2 separate regions of the Homo sapiens genome follow, and region 2 is linked to region 1. A link is an interaction called in ENCODE POLR2A ChIA-PET data of the cell type or tissue named here. Cell type or tissue: GM12878. All regions are shown on one strand. Links, peaks and the distances in the headings refer to the core of each region. The heading gives the core; the rest is flanking DNA.

Region 1 (7,816 bases), core at 3,062-5,561:
GTGAAAGTCAAGGGTCAGGAAGGAAGATGAGGCTCTAACAGGGATTTCATGGCGTCCAGAGCCCTGTTTTCTTATTGGTGAAAGATACAAGGGCTGATCACCATCAGAGAACACTAACTTCAGATGCAGGGCCTCCACGCCACTGCTGCTGCCTTAATGGACATAAGCATTCTTCTTTATTTCCTGGAGCTCAAGCCTGAACCACAGGGGGTATAAGGAGAACGCCGTAAGGCACTGCTGTTCCCAGGCCCCCGCCCTCCCATCTGCACAGCCATCTCATCGCAGTCTCCTTCAGTGTCCTTGGACTCCCAGGGCTGCTGGGGTTCAGGACAGGCTGTTTGCATGAAGAGGGTCTTTATAGCTCCACCCAGAGGGGTTTGGAGAGTTTGACGATTGCTGCAGGAGATGGGAAGCTCTTGCCATATGAGGACCCAAATAAGTATTTAGGAGCCTGCAAAATCAGCTGGGCCCTAATCTACTCTCCAGCTGTTTCTAAGAGAGGTGATCTGAAAAACTGTCACCGAGGAAACTGGTTGTGAGGATTTTTAAGAGACTTGGGAGCCTGGCTAATGTTTGAATGTTTGTGATATGACATGCTGTATCTTGCATCTTCCTGGTACAAGGTAGATCAGCGGCTGCACACATCAGTGGGTCTTTGGATAGTCTGATTTAAATGTATTCTGGCCGGGCACAGTGGCTCACAGCTGTAATACCAGCACTTTGGGAGGCCGAGAAGGGCAGATCACCAGGTCAGGAGATTGAGACCAGCCTGGCCAACACGGTGAAACCCCGTCTCTACTAAAAATACAAAAATTAGCTGGGCGTGGTGGCGCGTGCCTGTAATCCCAGCTACTCGGGAGGCTGAGGCAGGATAATCGCTTGAACCAGGGAGTCAGAGGTTGCGGTGAGCCGAGATCGCGCCACTGTCCTGGCGACAGAGTGAGACTCTGTCTCAAAAAAAAAAAAAATGTATTCCATCTGGACGTTTCTAGGATTAGTCAACAGGTTCATTGTTTTTATCTCTACAGCTTGTTTCCCATTGCAACAAGGCCTCCCACTGCAAGACAGAGAGGAAGAGCTCTGCCACCCATGTGTGTAAGGCCATGTGGATACCTCATGACATCCTGGAAGGCCACAGGGCTGTGGCCGCCATTCAACTTAGGTTGACATGGCCAAGACCATAGAGCTAATGAGTGGCAATGTTGAGCCTAGACCCTAAGTCTCTAGATTCCTCCTGCAGGGCGCTGGGTGTTGTGGGGGCGTCTCTGAGGTGGGTCAGAGTGAACCTGCAGGGGCCACTTAAAACCCTTGCAGGCCTTGGCTCCTTCTCCAAAGAAGCCCAAGCCAGAATGGCAGTAGAAGTATCTCCTGTGACCGCAAGCCAGGCACTGATTCTTAGGTTGCTTCCTGGTCCTTCTGTATGTATTGCTAAGAGCAGCAGTGTTCTTTCTTGCCACAGAGTGAGTCCTGGTGCATAAATCTGTGCTCATGTCACCCAGTGCTTTCACCTGCCTGTTCGTGATAATCCTGGGACAAGACCCTCACCTGCCTGCACGGGGGCGGGGGGGGCGTGAGGTCTAGAGACCCAAATGAAGGCCTCACTGAATGGACTTCCCTGAGGTGTCGGGGCCACTGATGTGGTGCCAGGGCCTGTCTATTCTTCCTGCTAGCCAAAGGCTGGCTTCTCAAGCCGCTGGATGAATGGGGAGCCTGGAGATGTTGAACAAGTCACGTACGTCTCTGATTGCCTCGATTTCCCCATTTTGGCCGATGGCATCGCTAAAGCATTTGATGATTCCACCGTCAAGTGTGAGAGCTACAGGAGATAAAAATTTTAAATTACTAATCACCCATGGTAATGCATGGTAATGCATGCTGAACAAACAGTGAGGAGGCCAGACGCCACCGCATTCCAAAACAGGAAGCACTCAGGAACTCTACCAGAGCATGGCTGCCCTCTCCACATCTGCACTACTGGACTGAGGGCTTAGTTGATCCATCTCTTCCACAGATTTGCAGAGATATGCTCAAGCGTGACTTAAGTGACTTAAGGCTCATGTGTTGCCTCCCTATGTCAAGCTTTTCACCCAGTGAGCTCTTTGAGAACAGGGGCTGCATTTTAGGACATCTCCCCCAGTGTCTTCGTAGAACCAGGCAAGACACACGGCCTTGTTGGAAGTGCCAAACATCTATTCTTCATCAGCAGAATGGATGAGCCCCTGAAAGGCATGAGTTGAGCTGCGCAGTCTGAACTCAGGGAAGTCCTCGCAGCGGGCTCCCAATTCCTGCCTCTCAAGAAGCAAGCTGAGCCTTAAAGATGGCTGAAAATGTGAACAGTCTCAGGGCCACGCAGACCCACCTGAGCAGTTGCTCTCTGATGTCTCACCGAGCCATCCACCATCCCAGCGAAGAAAGGGCCTGCAAGCAGACCAGAAAATGCCCCATTCAGTCATGCTGCTTAGTCATGGCCCAAACCTGCAGCGTTTAATTCTGCTCACTGTGACTTTATTGCAATGGCACACACATTTACATCACTTTATGTGCGATAACAGTAGAGAAGTTAGTTAGGTTTTTCTGTTTTTTGTTTTTTTAAGATAATGAGAAAAGTCTGTAATATTCAGCCAAAATGTATCCTTGTGGCTGGTGTAGATTTTTGGCGAAATGACACTGTACATAATCAGAAGAAGGCAAACATGCATATTATCTCCATCTCCTTATAACTGCACGAGATAACATAAAACTGCAGGAAGTATCAAGCATAAGAATAAAAGCCGTCTATTGAAGTCTACGTGGCATCCCCTGCGTGCCCCAGGAACACCCTTCGGTGGATTAGGATGAGCACGCTGGAAAATACACACCCTGCCGCTGCATCTGGCTAATGCCAGGCCCCAGCCCCTGTTCCTTAAGCCACAGATCCCCTGAGTGTCTGTGTTGTGTCTGCTGGAATTTAGTTTAGGCAGGTGACGTGGCTCCAAAGAAAGTCACAGGCTGGTTTCTGCTGCAGAGATTTGTGTCCACTTCATGCATGTTTATTGCCCGTTAACTCTATATGAAGCCACAGCAAAGGGGAAGTGATGTTAGAGAGGTCACAATCTAGTTAGTGGGGTCAAGACAAGAGATGGAGACAGCAGGTCTTGACACTCTGGAATCATTCTGATTTGTAAATATGACAATTGATGAAGGGGAAGAGTGCCTAGTCTCCAGGAGGGATTTCCTGCTGAGACCCACCAGGTATACAGTCGGTCCTTGTCTGCAGTGACCCCAGAGACATTTATTGCAACACCTGCACATCAGGTTGCAGCAACTGTGTTCTGCCTGGCCCAGGACAGACTCTGCTCCACCTAAGAGTCAGCCTCTCCAAGGCAGCAGTGGGGTTGGGAAGAGGGGAGGAGGGACCTCCATGCTGCACCAGCTCCTACAGAGCCAGCTCAAGCTACATTTCAGGACATCTTGGAGGCTACTTCTGGACAATTGTGGATTAGCTAAGTGACAGTCCAGGAACCTGGATCCCATCCTGGCCAGGGAGTTGTGGCTTCTGAGATAAGGACTTTGTGCATTGGAGATAAACTGAAGTGTTTCTGCCTCTGCTCCCTCCAGGGGCGGCTTATGGCACAGGCTCACCAAATTGCAGGCCCCAGAGCACCTGCAACCTCAGGGAGCTCAGGGGCTTCCCAGCATGGGCAGGGGAAGCCACAGATTCACTTCTCCTACAGATGCACAGACCCTGGGGTGGATGGTCTAAAGCTCAGGATCTTATAATGCAGAGAAGATGGAATAGAGCAGGAACCAGGCCCCTGTCTGGAGGAAGGAACCAATAACAACAACAACAAAACTACTGACAATGTGCGCGCTTTACAATTTTCAAAGCGCTCTCATCTCAGTCAAGGAAGGATGCATTCTTTCCACAGGCTGACGTTCAAAACCCAACCACCAGAAACATGAAGATAAAACAAAAGGAACCACCAGAAACAAACAAGACACCTGTCCATCCTCCAGGTTTGCAAATCAGATCAAGTTCTGACAACTGGTAAAGAGGAAGATGAGAAGATCCTGCCAGATAAATTCTCTGGTACCTTCATTGATCTCATTCTTTCACCATCAAAGGGGAATGCAGTAGTGCCAGCAGGAGCAGAAAAAAAAAAAAAAAACCCTAAAAAGAACAAGAGAGACTAGTCAAAGCTAGTACAGTGTTTCCCTGGTACTGAGTCATACTTTTACAATGACCCAGGCCCACGGCCTCAACTGATGACAAATAATGAGAATCCAACAATCATTCTTTCTCGCATATTCACTTGTGAATAAATGCAAGAACTGGTGTATTTGTATATGCTGTGTTTATATCTACATGATTCATTAGATTCATTAAAACCCAACTGGTAATTAGGAAAAACACTCACAAAGTTAGAAAAAAAACAGCGACGTAGACAGTAAGTTTGAATTTTAAATGGAGAAGCATTCTGTTGGTGCTTCCTGAGGTGGCGGAGGGTGTATGTGTGTGAGGGCATTGGAACAGGAAGTTGCTGGGATGTGGACCTGAGCCACCAGCACACACAGCCACGCACAGGAGGCTGATGGCTGCGGCCCAGTCGCTCACATGCCAGCATCCCCACCCTGGCTAGTCCCGACTGCCATGTTCCCAAATCTTTCTGGTTCTGGCCCCCTCGGGCTTTCTCTGGCATCTCCGGGTCTCCTGGTAGAAAGCAGACTTCTTTGGTTGTGCACTCAGATCCTTCCCAGGACCTGGCCAATGTGGTGCTGTTTCTGCTCCAGGCCACCAAGGATAACCTCCCTGCAGAATCTAACTCTCCCTTGTGCCCACATGGTCCATCTCTGCCTCAAACCAGGAGTCACCGGCTCTCTGGAGAGGTGTTAATCAGCACCCACCCTCTACCTGGCCCTCTCCAGGCATGAAGACAGCCATGAACATGGACAAAGTACCTGCTCCCAGGGAGCTCACAGTCTAGTGGGTAGAATCCAAGAACCAAATGAATAACCACCTAAGTCAACTAGGAAATAGTGCATGGTGAGAACTGCTCTGTAGAGAATCAGAAGAGAATAGGAGAGGCTGGGCATGGTGGCTTACGCCTGTAATGCCAGAGCTTTGGGGGGCCGAGGAGGGAGGATCACTTGAGACCAGGAGTTCAAGACCAGCCTGGGCAATATAGTGAGACCCCATGTCTACAAAAAAGTTTAAAAAATGAGCAGAGCATGGCAGCATGCGCTTGTAGTCCCAGCTACTCAGGAGGCCGAGGCAGGACAATCGCTTGAATCTAGGAGTTCGAGGCTGCAGAAGCTATGATCGCACCACTGCACTCCGGCCTGGGCGACAGAGTGAGACTGTCTCTAACGAAAAAGACAGGACAGGAGAGGGCACCTGGGCAGTCAGCCGAGGTCTCTCTGCAGAGGTGATCTTCAAGCTTAAGAGAAGCCATCTCTGTGAGACCTGGGGAGTGGCATTCCAGGAGGAGGGAGCAGCTGGTCCAAGGCCACAGGGCAGGAATGAGCCTAGCTTGTGTGAGGAGCCAAAAGGGTGGGCGAGGGCGGAGAGCCGGGAGCAAAGCAGACAAAGACGGGAGCAGGCAGGGCCAGAGCCTAGAGGACCTCATGCGTATGGGAAAGACTTTCAGTGGCTTTTCAGAGCAGGATGGGTGACGGCTAGAGGGCTCAAAGAGCTGTGATGGGTTTGGTTACCAATTTTTAGAGATCCTTTGATTGTTATGTGGAGAAGGTGTTCTCAGCGGAGTCCAGGGCAGGCAGGGAGATGGTGAGGAGGAGCATTCTTGGTCCTGGGGAGGGCGAGGGTTCCGACAGTGGGCTCCGCCGACCATCACTGCCGCAAGGGATGCTGGTCACCTGCCTCAGCAACACCCCTGGTGTGCAGTTCACCGGGGAGCCCCATCGGTGGACCCAGGCAGTGCCTCCCCCCATGCCATCCCTGAAGGACACTTCTACCACAGAGCCTGCCCACATCCAACTGGAGGCAGAGACGCTGGACTGGAAAGACCACAGGCCCTGAATTTGGGCAGACCTGGGTTCAAGTCCTGTCTTAGCCACTTTCTAACTCAGACATTCTGGTTAAGTGGCTGAACGCCCCTGAGCCTCAGTTTCCTCATGTGTCAAATGTGGCAAGGATTGCATCACAGAGTTGTGCTTGAAACTCATGTTAAATCCCCCACCACAGAGCCTGGTACATAGCAGGTCATCAAAATGGTCTTCAGGAGTTGGGCGCAGTGGACACTGGACTACAGGATTACATGCCTGTAATCCCAGCACTTTGGGAGGCTAAGACAGGAAGCTCGCACGACGCCAGGAGTTCAAGGTTATGGTAAGCTATGATTGCACCACTATACTCCAGCCTGGGTGACCAAGCCCGTTAGTAGTGGTGGCAGTGGCTGTAGTCATAGTAGTTGTAATAATATAATACCCACTCATTCATCAAAGGTTTATTGACTGCCTCTTATGTGCCAAGTTACGGTTCTAGGCACTTGGAGTATATCAGTGAATAAAATGAAGTCACTGCCCTATGGAGCTTATATTCTGGGAAGGAAGACAGACAAAGGTTTTTTTTTATTGTTTTTAATTTTATTTTATTTTATATATTTTTTCGAGACGGAGTCTCGCTCTGTCACTCAGGCTGGAGTGCAGTGGCGTGGTCTTGGCTCACTGCAACCTCTGCCTCCCAGGTTCAAGTGATTCTCCTGCCTCAGCCTCCCAAGTAGCTGGGATTACAGGCGCACACCACCATGCCCGGCTAATTTTTTGTATTTTTAGTAGAGACACGGTTTCACCATGTTGACCAGGCTGATCTCGAACTCCTCACCTCAGGTGATCCGCCTGCCTCAGCCTCCCAAAGTGCTAGGATTATAGGCGTGAGCCACTGCACCAGGCCAAACGTGTATTAGATTTTTAAAAATTAAATGAGTTTGTTAGAAGGTGACAAGTGCTTTTTAAATGAAATGGAGTAGAGTGGATGGAGAGAGGTGGGGTGAGGAAGGGCACAGCTCTAAGCCATGTGAAGGGTGGGCTTCTTGGCAAAGGTGACGGCTGAACAGAGACTTCTGGAGGCGAGGGAGCGAGCCACATGGATCTCCAGGGATGAGAATCGTAGGCACAAGGATCGGCCAACTCTGAGTGGGACAGCTCTGGGGTGTCTGAGCCTGCGGGGGCGGGGCACTTGGCTGGAGGGGAGAGCGAGTGGGTGGTGAGTGGCAGTGGATGACATGGGAATGGGGGGTGACCAGGTCCGGGTTGCCCAGGGGAGGACTCGGAGGCCATGGGGAGGACTGCAGCTTTCAGGCTGAGCAACAGGAGCCCTTGGAAGTTTGTGAACCAGGACAACATCCGCTTCAGGTTTCAAAGAGATCATTCCAGCTGCTGGATCGAGACAAGGCTGTCGGGTGCTGGCGGAAGACCAGTGGTTCGGGGAGGGGTGAGGGGCAGCTCAGGACAGGAGGCCAGTCGTGGGCAGTGGTCAGAAAATCAACAAAACAGCTTCATTCTGCTTACCCCACATTATCTTCAAGGATGGGCCCCGTCAATCCTGGCACACCCCTCAGTTGCATCTGTCCTTAAATGGCCACCTGCTGGCCTTCTGGACCTCCCAGAAAAGACACATCTTACCAGAAGCTTCCCTGGCCTCGCTCCAGTCTGGGCCACATGGTGACTTCTAGGCTTCCTGACTCTCAGTTCTTCCCACTCCCGGTCTCACCTGCTCCCGCCCACCCATCTCTACGTGCAGACCACGCGGCTGCTTCCTGGCTTGTGACCTTTGGCTCCATCTCCTGGCTCTTCCTTTCATCTCCCTCAGCATAGAGGC
Region 2 (7,816 bases), core at 2,388-4,887, 1.4 Mb after region 1:
AACCCTGCAGAAAGGAGAACTCCGGTGTCTGGATTTCGGGGACCGACTGTCTTGTCACCCTGCTCTGCTGAGTGAGGATGCTCAGCATGTGGGAACAGACTGAAGCAGCTGACTAATGACTGTTGCCTGGGGAGACCAGGGCCCTGGGGTTTGCATAATTTCCCCAATATATCAGGAAGTGGGTAGCGCAGAGGGACCAGGAGAGCAAATATCGAATGCGTCAGTGGTTCTTAACCTTTTTCAGTATGAAAGTTCCTTTTATGGTTAGGATAGCATCTGTGGTCACAGTTTAGTAGCTGTGCGTTTAGAATCATGGTTTGCGAACATAGATGAGGACTAATAATACCAACAGCAGGGGTTGCAGCCACCCACGTGGTACTTACTAGGCGGCAGGCATTTGTCCAGGTGCTCTACATGTCTATTAATTCACCAAATGCTTAGGAAAACCTGGTGGCTGGTGTTATTAGTCTCATTTTACAGGTGAGGTACTTGAGGCACAGAGCAGGCAGGTGACTTTTCCAAGGCCACACAGCTGATAATTGGTAGAGCCAGGATTCAACCCCAGGTAAGCCAGCTCCAGATTCCACACTTTTTTTTTTTTTTTTGAGACGGAGTCCCGCTCAGTCGCCCAGGCTGGAGTGCAGTGGCGCGATCTCTGCTCACTGCAAGCTCCGCCTCCTGGTTCACGCCATTCTCCTGCCTCAGTCTCCCCAGTGGCTGGGACTACAGGCGCCCGCCACCACGCCCGGCTAATTTTTTGTATTTTTAGTAGAGACAGGGTTTCACCGTGTTAGCCAGGATGGTCTTGATCTCCTGACCTCATGATCCGCCTCCCCCACCTCCCAAAGTGCTGGGATTACAGGCGTGAGCCACTGTGCCCGGCCCGATTCCACACACTTAGCCATCCTTCTGTGTCCCTCTGTCAGAGAGGGCTACCGGTTGTGGCCTGTTATATAGGAGTAGCGTCGTCTGTCAGTATATGTGGGGGACTGGTTCCAGGACCCCCAAGTATGCTCAGAGCCCCACATACTCACATCCCTGTAGAACCTGCATGTACAAAGAGTTGGTCCTCCTTATATTCAGGTTTTACGTCCTGAGAACATCGTAGTTTTGATTCCCATTCAGTTGAAAAAAATCCATGTATAGATGCGCCCATGCAGTTCAAACCCATGCTGCCCAGGGGCCAACTGCACTGTGCCTTAGTGAAGATGCATGAGCTAGAACTGTGTGTATCAACATAGATACCTTCCAAACACATAGTCATGAGGGAATAAACAAACTGCAGAAGGTTATGGAAGGTATTAATGCATTCATATAAAGTGCAAAACCATACTGGACGGTACTCTGTATCTTTCACGAATCCAGATTTACCTAGTGAAAGCCTGCCTAGCCATAAAAACACCAAATTCAGGATAGTGATTACTTTCCTGGGAGCAAATGGCACCAGGAGGGGGCAGGCTGGGAGCTCCAGCTGTGTCATTTTTATTTATTAAACCACAGCTGGGGCTGGGCATGGTGGCTTATGCCTGTAATCCCAACACTTTGAGAGGCTGAGGTGGGTGGATCACCTGAGGTCAGGAGTTCAAGACCAACCTGGCCAAAATGGTGAAACCCCTGTCTCTACTAAAAATACAAAGATTTGCCGGGTGTGGTTGCACGTGCCTATAATCCCAGCTACTCGGGAGGCTGAGGCACGAGAATCGCTTGAACCCGGGAGACAAGGTTGCAGTGAGCCGAGATGGCACCACTGCGCTCCAGCCTAGGCAACAAAAGTGAAACTCTGTCTCAGAAACAAACAAACAAAACATAGCTGGAGCAAACGTGGCAAAGTATTAAGGATGGAGTGCTGGGTGCATGAGTATTTGCTGTTATTTCTTTGTATATACATAAATTATTTTATAATATAAAGTTTCAACCTGCCATGCATTTGTAACATTTTCAGATGAATTTGCATACATACGTTTTGAACCAGCGTGTGTGATAGAGACTGGTTTCTTTAGTCAGGAGTCTGTGCTTGGTGCACTAAGAGTTTCAGTCCCCCTCAGTTACTGCGAGGGTCTCCTCAGGAGTCTCAGCCCACAGGCAGCTAGGATCAGGATGCACCCCCTTTTAAGGATAGGGGGATTATGAAGTGTCCAGAGAGTGGTGGCACAGAAGTGGAGACACTAGGGTGTCCAGATGTGGGTCCTGGCTTAGGGGAGAGGATTTATAAAGTAAAATGGCTGCAGAGATTCTGAATCAAGCGCAGGTTGGAAGCATAGTGCTTTGTTGGTACATCAGAGACACTGCCTCCAGGGACATCAGAGGTGACTTCTGTTGAGTTCTGCTGACTGCACAGGAGACACTGTCATACCCACAAAGAATAGCAGGGGACATTTCTGCCAGAAACACCACTAAGACATTAGTAAAAATGATTGTAACCCAGCTACTCAGGAGGCCGAGATGGGAGGATCACTTGAGTCTAGGAGTTCAAGACCAGCCTGGGCAATGTAGGGAGACATCATCTCTAAAAAATAAGACAAATTAGCCAGGCATTTGGGCTGCACCTGTACATAGTCTCAGCTACTCAGGAAGTTAAGGCAGGAGGATTCCTGGAGCCCAGGAAGATGGAGGCTGCAATGAGCTATGATGGCACCACTGCACTCCAGCCTGGGTGACAGCAAGACCCCGCCTCTTAAAAACAAACAAACAAACAGAAAGATTGTAAGACAGCAAATGTCAACTTGAGTTAGTAGTTGAAAAAATAGGCTTGGCGGGGTGGCTCATGCCTGTAATCCCAGCACTTTGGGAGGCCGAGGCAGGCGGATCACGAGATCAGGAGTTCAAGACCAGCCTGATCAACATTGTGAAACCCCGTCTCTTTTTGTATTTGTAGAAATACAAAAATGAGCCAGGCATGGTGGCGGGTGCTTGTAATCCCAGCTACTCGGGAGGCTGAGGCAGGAGAATCACTTGAACCTGGGAGGCAGAGGTTGCAGGAAAAAAAAAAAGAAAAGAAAAAAAATAGGCAAGCGGGAGTTCAAAGGGTGGGAACAAATCAGTGACGCGTGAACAGACTGATTTATGAGGGCAGGGGGCAGAGTCCAGCAGCTGCTCAAAGGCCTTTATGCTTCTGTCGAAACAAGTACGTCACATGCAGAGCTCTAGGCCTTCCTGTGTCATCCGAAAGGATGGGGTGAAGGCCTGGGTTACCAAGGGGGCACAAGTCGCCCACAGGTCCGGGATGAGGAGGCCTTGGCCCACTGTGGGAGCGGGTGGTGCGGAAAGCCCATGAGGGCTCTCGAACATTCCCCAGCGCCTGACAGCGGCCAGCTGGGGACATCTCCCAGCCGTGGCTCAGCCTTCAACAAGTCAAAAAGCCAGCATCACCCACAGCGTCATCCCCAGATCTATTCTAGGTTCTGAGGTTCTAGGTGGGACTTTCAAAAGCAGAAGAAACGATGCTAAAACCGAAAGGAATTTGCCATTAGGGAGAAATGCTTTATTTTCACCAGATGACAAACTTCAGGGTTTCTGATCAAAGTTGCTGCAATTTCTTCTTTCTCCTTCAGGCCTGATTCTGCTCCCCTCCCCTGTCCTCCCATCCTTCTTGCCACAACGGGGGAAGCCCTGAAAAACCCCGGTGTTTTCATAGGCTGTGTGGAGCCCAAGGAAGGGGAGGGAAAGGAAGTGGGGCTCATTTACCACCATTCAGTTCCTGATCGGGTTCCCCAAGAAGCAGCTGGGACTCTCCAACCCAACCTCACTTCCCCGGGGTCCCTGTCATTAGGCAGATGGCACTCCCATGGCTGTCCCTGCCATGTTCCCTCAGACCCCTCCTTGCTGCCTCAGTTTCTCAGCCCTCCACCCTTCCCTGCCTCCTGCCTCTCCCTGTCTGCCCTTCTCGGGACCCAGGCTCCTTCTGTCTGTCCACAAGCATGCTCAGGTCTCCCCATCTTAAAAACAAGGTCTGGACCCCCTGAATAACCTCTTTCTTGCATTTCACAAACATGCGCTTTTGGAAAGCAGTTTATGCTCTTGAATTGACTCACTGCTCCCACTTCCTCCTGCTGCCATCCAGGGTCTGCCTGTTCCCCCTCCAGCCTCCCCGTCAGTCGAGCCTGCCCTTGGCCAGGCCCTGTGGCAGCTTAAGGTGAAGTGGTCCAGCCTGTCAGCCGCACTGGACACCCTGACTGTCTCCTGCCCGGGGCCTCTCTCCCCTGCAGTCTTTGAGGCCTTGACCACTGAGGGGACTGCTCTTTGACCTCCTCCCTACTCTTAGTTTTTTTTTTGTCTTTTTGTTTTTTTTTAAATAACAGCTTTATTGAGGTATAATTCACATTTTCTGTGCTGTCCCCATCTCGAAGTGTACCACATTCAGAGTTGCGCAGTGACCCCACAGTCCACTGTAGACCTTTTCCATCCCAGAAGGAACCCCGTGCCTCTTAGTGGTCACCCTCCAATTCCCCGCCACGCCCTCCAGGCCCAGGCATCATGAATCTGTGTTGGGCCTCTGATTTGCCTTCATTTTCACCTTCTCTGTCAACCCATGGTCTGCAGCCTTTGCTCTGCTCTGTATCCCAGGGACCTCTCTCACAGCACAGGTCTGCATTTCAGCTGTGCCAATGCTCCCCCGAAGCTCTCCGCACCCTTACCCTGGACAGCGGCCTCTTCCTGGCTGGTCCACACCCCAGCCCGACCTTCTGCTGCCCTCCCCAGCTCCGGGCTCCTGCAGCACCTTCTCTCCTCACCCCCTCCCTCACTGCTCCTAAGTCCACATGCAGGTTCACACCTCCTCATGCTTCCCACGCCTCCATGCACTTTTCACACCTCCACACATCACATCTCCTCACACCTCCACACACACTTCACACCTCCTCACGCCTCCCACTCACACCTTCTCACGCCTCCCACATCTCCACACGCTTTTCACACCTCCTGTTATGGTTTGGCTGCATCCCCATGCAAATCTCAACTTGAATTGTATCTCCCAGAATTTCCAAGTGTTGTGGGAGGGACCCACAGGGAGGTAATTGAATCATGGGGGCTGGTCTTTCCCATGCTATTCTTGTGATGGTGAATAAGTCTCACAAGATCTGATGGGTTTATCAGGGGTTTCTGCTTTTGCTTCCTCCTCATTTTTTTTCTCTTGCCGCCGCCATGTAAGAAATGCCTTTTGCCTCCTGCCATGACTCTGAGGCCTCCCCAGCCATGTGGAATTGTTAAGTCCAATTAAACCTCTTTTTCTTCCTAGTCTCGGGTATGTCTTTATCAGCAGTGTGAAAATGGACTAATACAGTAAATTAGTACCAGGAGTGGGGTGTTGCTGAAAAGATACCCAAAAATGTGAAGCAACTTTGGAACTGGGTAACAGACAGAGATTACAACAGTTGGAGGGCTCAGAAGAAGACAGGAAAATGTGGGAAAGTTTGGAACTTTCTAGAGACTTATTGAATGGCTTTGCCCAAAATGCTGATAGTGATATGGTCAATAAAATCCAGGCTGAGGTGGTCTCAGATAGAGATGAGGAACTTTTTGGGAACTGGAGCAAAGGTGACTCTGGTTATGTTTTAGCAAAGAGATTGGTGGCATTTTACCCTTGCCCTAGAGATTTGTGGAACACTGAACTTCAGAGAGATGATTTAGGGTATCTGGCAGAAGAAATTTCTGAGCAGCAAAGCATTTAGAGGTGACTTCAGTACTCTTAAAGGCATTCAGTTTTAAAAGGGAAACAGAACATAAAAATTCAGAAAATTTGCAGCCTGACTATACAATAGAAAGGAAAAACCCATTTTCTGGGAAGAAATTCAAGCACGCTACAGAAATGTGTATAAGTAGCAAAGAGCCTAACGTTAATCCCCAAGTCCATGGGGAAAATGTCCCCAGGCCATGTCAGAGACCTTCATGGCAGCCCTTCCCATCATAAGCCTTAAGTCCCTTTTGTGGGCTGGGCCCAGGGTCCCCATGCTGTGTGCAGCCTAGGGACTTCGTGCCCTGTGTCCCAGCTGCTCCAGCCATGGCTGAAAGGGGCCAACGTAGAGCTCGGGCTGTGGCTTCAGAGGGTGGAAGCCCCAAGCCTTGGCAGCTTCCATGTGTTATTGAGCCTGCAGGTGCACAGAAGTCAAGGTCTGAGGTTTGGGAACCTCCGCCTAGATTCCAGAAGATGTATGGAAATGCCTGGATGCCCAGGCAAAAGTTTGCTGTGGGGGTGGGGCCCTCATGGAGAAGCTCTGCTAGGGCAGTGCAGAAGGGAAATGTGGGGTCGGAGCCCCCACACAGAGTCCCTACTGGGGCACTGTCTAGCGGAGCTGTGAGAAGAGGGCCACTGTCCTCCAGACCTCAGAATGGTATATCCACCGACAGCTTGCACTGCGCTCCTGGAAAAGCCACAGACACTCAACACCAGCCCGTGAAAGCAGCCGGGAGAGAGGCTGTACCCTGCAAAGCCACAGGGGTGGAGCTGCCCAAGACCATGGGAACCCACCTCTTGCATCACTGTGACCTGGATGTGAGACTTGGAGTCAAAGGAGATCATATTGGAGCTTTAAACTTTGACTGACCTGCTGGATTTCAGACTTGCATGGGCCCTGTAACCACTTTGTTTTGGCCACTTTCTCCCACTTGGAACGGCTGTATTTACCCAATGCCTGTATCTCCATTGTATCTAGGAAGTAACTAGCTTGCTTTCGATTTTACAGGCTCATAGGCAGAAGGGACTTGCCTTATCACAGATGAAACTTTGGACTGTGGACTTTTGGGTTAATGCTGAAATGAGTTAAGACTTTTGGGGACTGTTGGGAAGGCATGATTGGTTTTGAAATGTGAGGACGTGAGATTAGGAGGGGCCAGGGATGGAATGATATGGTTTGGCTGTGTCCCCCTCCAAATCTCAACTTGAATTGTATCTCCCGGAATTCCCATGTGTTGTGGGAGGGACCTGGGAGGAAGTAATTGAATCACGGGGGCCGGTCTTTCTTGTACTATTCTTGTGATAGTGAATAAGTCTCAGGAGATCTGATGGGTTTATCAGGGGTTTCCGCTTTTGCTTCTTCCTCATTTTTTTCTCTTGCTGCTGCCATGTAAGAAGTGCCTTTCGCCACCCACTGTGATTCTGAGGCTTCCCCAGCCATGTGGAACTGTAAGTCCAATTAAACTTCTTTTTCTTCCCAGTCTCAGATATGTCTTCATCAGCAGCATGAAAACAGACTAATATACCTCCTCATACCTCCCATGCCTCCACACTTTTCACACTTCCTCACACCTCCCATACTGCCTCACACTTCCCACACCTCCCATACCTCGACACACTTTTCACATCTCCTCCCATCTCCTCCCACCTCCCACACCTCCCCATGCTTTCAACACCTCTCATACCTCCTCACACCTCCCATGCCTCCTCACACTTTTCAGCACCTCCTCACAGCCCCCATGCCTCTCCACACCTCCCCATGCCTCCCCACACCTCTCACACTTCCTACACCTCCTCACACCACTGGTGCTTATTACTGACATGTCTGTCTGCCTGTGTATTTCTCTGGGACAGGCCCAGCTTCTCCTCCTTTTTACAATTCTTGGGTCCAACCCAGGGTCTGATGCAGACTCAGTGCTGAGTATCAGTTGACCTGACTTGAACACCACCAATTGGAAAGCCAGGATGATGTAAATTTTCATCTGGCCTCATTTGTTCCTTAGCCTCTCATAGGGGTCACACCTCCCTCTTTTTCATTCTTGTACATCTGGGGACACTGAGCAGGAGGTGCCCGTGCTGTCAAAGCACCAGAGAGTATGACAGCAGAATTCACGTCTGCCTCCCCACAGGAGCCGTCGCCCCTCCCAG

The links. Peaks named below come from ENCODE experiments on the same cell type or tissue, not always from the same donor. Only the 100,000 strongest peaks of a DNase experiment are listed, where the experiment ranks them.
Region 2: POLR2A ChIA-PET joins it to region 1 with 9 read pairs; 1 of 35 experiments calls an interaction of 5 or more read pairs at or near these places.

The regions. Positions count from the first base shown.
Region 1 is chr1:234,727,320-234,735,135 of GRCh38, forward strand. LINC01132 (long intergenic non-protein coding RNA 1132) reads left to right here. Exons shown (of 3, transcript NR_038856.1): 3 at 1,029-4,324. Among named protein-coding and RNA genes, the nearest start is that of LINC01132, 7.2 kb to the left of the region's middle. RefSeq lists a silencer at 863-1,157 and enhancers at 3,051-3,120, 6,814-7,314. In GM12878, for the core only: a CTCF peak has its summit at 3,609; DNase peaks (open chromatin) are centred at 3,075, 3,782 and 4,202; H3K4me3 peaks cover 1,297 bases; H3K27ac peaks cover 2,303 bases.
Region 2 is chr1:236,156,638-236,164,453 of GRCh38, forward strand. The region is part of intron 1 of GPR137B (G protein-coupled receptor 137B); the gene reads left to right. Among named protein-coding and RNA genes, the nearest start is that of GPR137B, 18 kb to the left of the region's middle. RefSeq lists enhancers at 145-254, 2,949-2,998, 3,099-3,548, 3,639-3,688 and a silencer at 1,934-1,983. In GM12878, for the core only: no CTCF peak of the experiment used is centred there; DNase peaks (open chromatin) are centred at 3,484 and 3,944; H3K4me3 peaks cover 445 bases; H3K27ac peaks cover 2,500 bases.